Linked DNA regions of Homo sapiens: region 2 is linked to region 1. A link is a loop called in an ENCODE intact Hi-C map of the cell type or tissue named here. Cell type or tissue: IMR-90. All regions are shown on one strand. Each heading gives the region's core, and the rest is flanking DNA. Links, peaks and the distances in the headings are about the cores only. Region 1 overlaps LINC02147 (long intergenic non-protein coding RNA 2147). Region 2 overlaps LINC02147 (long intergenic non-protein coding RNA 2147).

Region 1 (2,815 bases), core at 150-2,649:
TCAGTGCCTCCAACAAAGCAGCTGAACAAAAGAGACTTTTGAAAGAGTGATTTTCCTCACCTCTTTCCCTTTTTGCACAGGGCTATTCTGGTTTCATAGATGCAATATCTCAAAATCTTGTTAAAATACAAATTAAACATTTGAAAATGTCTTTTTTATTCTTTGCAGTACTCTATTTCAGAGGATGTATTTGGTCTGATTTCTTGGAACATATTATCTTTTTAAAGATATGTGATTTTTTTCCCTATTTACTGGAAAGTATTAATCTCACTGATAAGGATGGATAAATTGGAATAGAAATAAGGTTCCTCTGGGATTGGTGAGGATATCTATCTGAAATTACGGTAAATCTATTATTTTCTTTTCAACTTTCATCTGAATTGGAAACATTCACTATGTAAATTCAGAGATATGGCAGCCTGAGTGTAAAGAGAAAATGAAAGCTAGAATCGGAAAGTTTGCCTCTGCAAGGAAGAGTTCCTGTTTCATGTTTTCCCAAACCATCAGAAGCTCTGTTTTGGACCTGACACAGCTGCTCTTGTCAAAAGCCAATCTCTTCAGGTTCCCTTTTATCTTCAGAGCAAGAGGCTTGCAGCTCAGTGTGGCTTCAGCAAACTGAACCCATCCTATAAGCATCAGTGAGTTTGAAGCAGGTCCCCTGACTGCCCCACAGCTGGCTTCACCTCTAAACTTACCCTGTTTATTAAAGATTGGACAAGCTTCCACCAGTATCTCCTTTGGTTATTTCTTATGCAGACTGTTCTTAGGCAAAGGAAACACATTTGGTTTTTTCTCTAATCTCATCTCATGTTCTCTAGATTTAGCTAAAATTTCTCATTGTTTATGACGTGGATCTCATTTCTCTTGTGCATGTTTCTCCTTGATTTGGATATTTTCATGAACATTTTAGAAGGAATTGCTCCCAAAGCACTAGTGTTCACTTGTTTTTTTTTTTTCCTTGCTCATATCCATTTAAAATATGATTGGCTTATGTCAATCACAATAGCCTCACTGTTTATATATGTCACAGAATATGCAAAACGGAGGTTGACACAGGTAGGGTGCTGGGAGACTGGCAACCTCACTGTGCAGTCAAGAGGGATGAAGGCCTAAGGGAAGGGTGTTGGTGATAGAGGATGTTAATCAATTGAGCTTCTCCAGTGGACTGGACCTGAAGTAGTCAGTGGTATCCTGTGTCTTGATTCTACTTCTCCCTTTATTCCCAAACATCTGCTATGGTGTATGTCTGTCTGTGGCATCTTCTTTCTGCCTAGGACTTTGCATTCTCTCTTCCCTAGGATAACTGACATTTTCCATCCTCTGTCAATACAAATTTATTGGTTCACCTCTTCTGCACTCTGTTGGAAGTAGACCAATTATTGCAGTTTACCCAGTAACAGAAAAAAGCACACATCTTGAGCACCAGAGAAACATTTGTACATTAGTCATTTCCTTTTACAGATTAAATCTACTTTGTAGCTTACATTCTCATGTGATGGGGAAACCATTTGATGACTGAGTTTAAGTGTTAACAGACTTCTCCAAAAGAACCTGATATGCAGTATGATCATTTTCTTGATACTTCAAATAGTGGCAATTTGGAGCAGTAGATCTTGCTTGTTTCTTCAGTTTGAAGGGAAAATTTAAGCAGCTTTATAGTTTTATTTTTATATAAGTCAAACCAATATTGCTTTTGGATTATCATTTCTACTAAAATTCATAATTGTCTATAAGAAAGTGGAATGACCCTTATTTCAGATAAATCAAAGGAAATATTAGTTTGCTTTTGAATAGAATCTATTTTGCCAAAATCAATCTATAAATGCATCTGGACTTGATTAAAATAACTTCGTCTTTATTTTTTTAACTTTTTTTGTAATGGTAAATGCTAGATAAATTATTATTATTATTATTATTATTATTGAGACGGAGTCTTGCTCTGTTGCCCAGGCTGGAGTGCAGTGGCATGATCTCGGTTCACTGTAACCTCTGCCACCCACGTTCAAGCAATTCTCCTGCCTCAGCCTCCTGAGTAGCTGGGACTACAGGAACCCGCCACCATGCCCAGATAATTTTTTTGTATTTTTAGTAGAGACGGGGTTTCACCGTGCTAGCCAGGATGGTCTCGATCTCCTGACCTTGTGATCTGTCCACCTCAGCCTCCCAAAGTGCTGGGATTACAGGTGTGAGCCATTGCACCCGGCCAGTAAATTATTGTGAATTATAACTGTGTGAGAATCTATTTTATGAAATATTTTACCAGAATAAAAGTTCTAAATGTCACACTAATGTGTGTGCATTTGTTGCATTTGTTCAACTTTCTAAAAGGAAAAAAATTGAACATTATTGACTAATACCTAAGGTAAATATTTTCATGTCTGATCTGACTATTTAACACGTGGGAACGAGCTGATGCAATTCTGAAAGGATGCAAATAGTCTGTTTTTATATTATCCACTGAAGTTTAACAACTGTGACTCCAAAGAAGAGGGAAGAGCCAATTGCCTTTTCCTCTTTATATTTTACTTTTCATTTGTGTCATAGACACTTGGATAATCTGGGAACATGAACTAGGAGATTTCTTTTCTATTACCAATGTGAAGGTTTCTTCATCTGTGAATATGTGAATATGGAGAACTCTCACTAGGAGAGTACAGTCCAGTAAGACTTAGGCCATTTCATTCCCAAACTAGTAATTATTTAGTTGTTAGTATGTGTCAGGCATTTTTCTAGGTACCAACTGATGATTACCATTTCTCAGTTAACATAACACTCACAACAACCTATGAGTTAGATGCTATTTTTATCCCCATTT
Region 2 (2,815 bases), core at 43-2,542, 86 kb before region 1:
TTGCACTCACTCCATCCTGCCACCCTGTGAAGAAGGTGCCTGCTTCTCCTTTGCCTTCCATCATGATTATAGGTTTTCTGAGGCCCCCTAAGTAATGCAGAACTGTGAGTCAACTAAACCTCTTTTCTTTATAAATTACCCAGTCTCAAGTATTTCTTCACTAAAATATGTCCTTTGTAGCAACATGGATGAAGGTCATTATCTTAACGCAAGAACAGGAAACCAAATACTGCATGTTCTATTTTGTAAGTGGGAGCTAAATATTAAATACACGTAGACAAAAACTATGGGAACAATAGACACTGGAGAGTACTAAACAAGGGAAGAAAAGAGGGTGCTTTGATTAAAAAAAAGGATTTGTAGGAACCCTCTCTATTAGGAAAATTAGTGTTACAAAGACTCACATGAACTGTCATTTGTCTTTTGACCTAGTGACAACAAAAAATTTGAGGTTCTCCACATTAAAATATATTTTAAAAAGGAAATTCCTGATATAGATGATACTCTGCAAACCAAGGACCTTGGTAGGAATTCTGACATTTTGGTTATGGCATAATTGCTGACCAAGAGTTTTGGTTTAAGAGAACTTTGGGCAGAATCTCAAGTGTTGAACCTTGTTAAATTTCTATTTCTTTGTGCTAAAATTACCATCACCCCAAATTAATGAGTTTTTCTGAATCGTTCCCTCTTTCAGTGCCTTGTTCTTTTCCTACCATAGTTTGTAACTATATAGTATATGTTCGTATATTAGCTTAATAGCTATCTTTACAACTAATCGGTATCCCTGACAAGGCAAGGCTACTGTTTCGTTCTCCAATCTCAGGAATATCACCTGACACAAAGGGAACATTGATAAATATTTATTCGGTGCAAAAATGAATGCGACTGATTATTGAGAGAATTTTCACCCTATGATATAAAAAAATTAGCTATCTAAATTCATTTCCATAGTTACATGACAGAAGAATTCCACAATAAGAGCTATATAGTCCTTTGTAATTAAAGAGTAGACTTTCTGAAAATATATATGGGCAAATATAGAGATTATTAGCAGCTTTATATTCATCCCATTCTTTCTAATATCACGTGTGGCATATTTAACCTACTTGTCAAGAGGAAATAGACATTATATATACTTTGAATACCATGCGCAGCAGAGGCTTGTTTCATTTGTTTGCATGCAATTCTCAGTTTATCTAGAATAACAGCAGAAGATGAAATTCCTGGGAGTTTTCCTGTAGTTTGGAGTTAGGCTCAGCACTTACCAGAGTTAGTAATTGCATATTTATTTATGTTTGCTTAATATCTGTATTTCCTGAGGGCAAGGATGATTATCCTCATAACTATGTGTATATATTCTAGCATCCCATCGGCGTTACTATTTTTCTGCTTAGGAATGACAGACATGTACTACATAATCCCTTAGAAATGGAGTCATGGAGACTGTGTGCATTTGTAATTGCCTTGTTATCTGGAGACATTCTAGGGTGTCATTAAATTTTATTGGGCATTTCAGGAGTATTTTTATTCCCTCTAAGGTCTTGGTATGGATTTATACCAGAAATTATTTTTAGGGCAAAGCAGAAAAACTCTAGAAAAAATAACATACCTATGAGCCCCATTTAGTTTTCAAAAAATAAACATTATCATAAAATCTGCATTTCAGAGTTTACAACTCAGTTTTTTTGTTTCATTTTGTTTTACAGTGATAAGAGAGAATATTCTTTACACAGTAATAAATATAAAATTTGGTGTATGTATTTTTTTCTAAAATACACATTTCCAAAGTTACTTAGGAAAAGGTTTGAACCGCAAAATTTATTAAGTGCACAACGCAATGAAACAAGGATCAAATGTTACCTCCTTCTTGATGAAGGGAAAAAAGCAAAACTTTTCAAGGAAATATACTTCATAAACAGATTTTAACTCAAAGTTGTTTGTATTTAAATATATAAAGTTAACCAGAGAAATAAAACTCTATAGCCAAGTACCTCATAATTACCGAAGAATATTAGCTTTTGCTTGGTGTTCTGATTATTTATAATTATTGCTATATATTTTGGAATACCTTTTAATTATAGAATTTGTTTATTTCACTTTGTGTTATTAACGGGAAGATAGCTCTGTAATAGATTACGGAGGAGAGAGGTGCAAGTGGGAGAAGTGACAGGGAGAAGGGAGGCTTTTCTCCTCTCTGAACTAAGAATGGTTTATTAACATTTGTGTTATCACACTCTGGAGAAGGAAATTGTATCCCTGCTCTGTAAATTTTTTTTTCATGCAAAGATGTTGAATTAAAAGGAAAATTGTCATACTAAACAGTTCATTTCATAACATTTGATTCTGCACGTATAAGGAATTAACCTAATGTCTCAAAGAGTTCACATAACAAGTTAATAGAGAGCAACAGATGGAAATAGGTACAGAGAACAATGCAATGTCTTCTAGGTTTTACCTTTATGGGTGATAGTTTCTTGAGTGTTGAGCCTATTCTAGGATACATAGACATGATGAACATTTCAAGAGTCTCTTTACACTGAAAAGAAGTGGTGTAAAAGAAAAATTGCATCTATTAGAATTAAATGGGCAAGAACAATTTTATTCTAGAGTATTTCAATAGGGTTTAAAACTATTGCAATAGGAGAGCAATTCAACTCAAATTCTCAAACAAAAGGCAAGAGATTTTTTAAAGCACTGGGGTTAGCTAGTGGAAAAGTACTGGAAAAAGTTAATAAAGAGGTTGGTCAATGTGATTAGGCCATCTGTGTTTGCTAATTGGTGCTTATGGAAGTTAGGCACGGATCCTGCCATAGAC

What was found. Hi-C counts contacts between places; a loop is a spot of excess contacts. Peaks named below come from ENCODE experiments on the same cell type or tissue, not always from the same donor. Only the 100,000 strongest peaks of a DNase experiment are listed, where the experiment ranks them.
Region 2: a loop joins it to region 1, with 2.7 times the contacts of the local background. A loop is called at or near these places in 1 of 110 quality-filtered maps.

The regions. Positions count from the first base shown.
Region 1 is chr5:117,888,347-117,891,161 of GRCh38, forward strand. The region is part of intron 1 of LINC02147 (long intergenic non-protein coding RNA 2147); the gene reads left to right. Among named protein-coding and RNA genes, the nearest start is that of LINC02147, 160 kb to the left of the region's middle. RefSeq lists enhancers at 354-503, 534-713. In IMR-90, for the core only: no CTCF peak of the experiment used is centred there; a DNase peak (open chromatin) is centred at 1,465; H3K4me3 peaks cover 345 bases; H3K27ac peaks cover 739 bases.
Region 2 is chr5:117,802,403-117,805,217 of GRCh38, forward strand. All of the region lies in intron 1 of LINC02147 (long intergenic non-protein coding RNA 2147), which reads left to right. Among named protein-coding and RNA genes, the nearest start is that of LINC02147, 73 kb to the left of the region's middle. In IMR-90, for the core only: no CTCF peak of the experiment used is centred there; a DNase peak (open chromatin) is centred at 1,319; H3K27ac peaks cover 1,498 bases.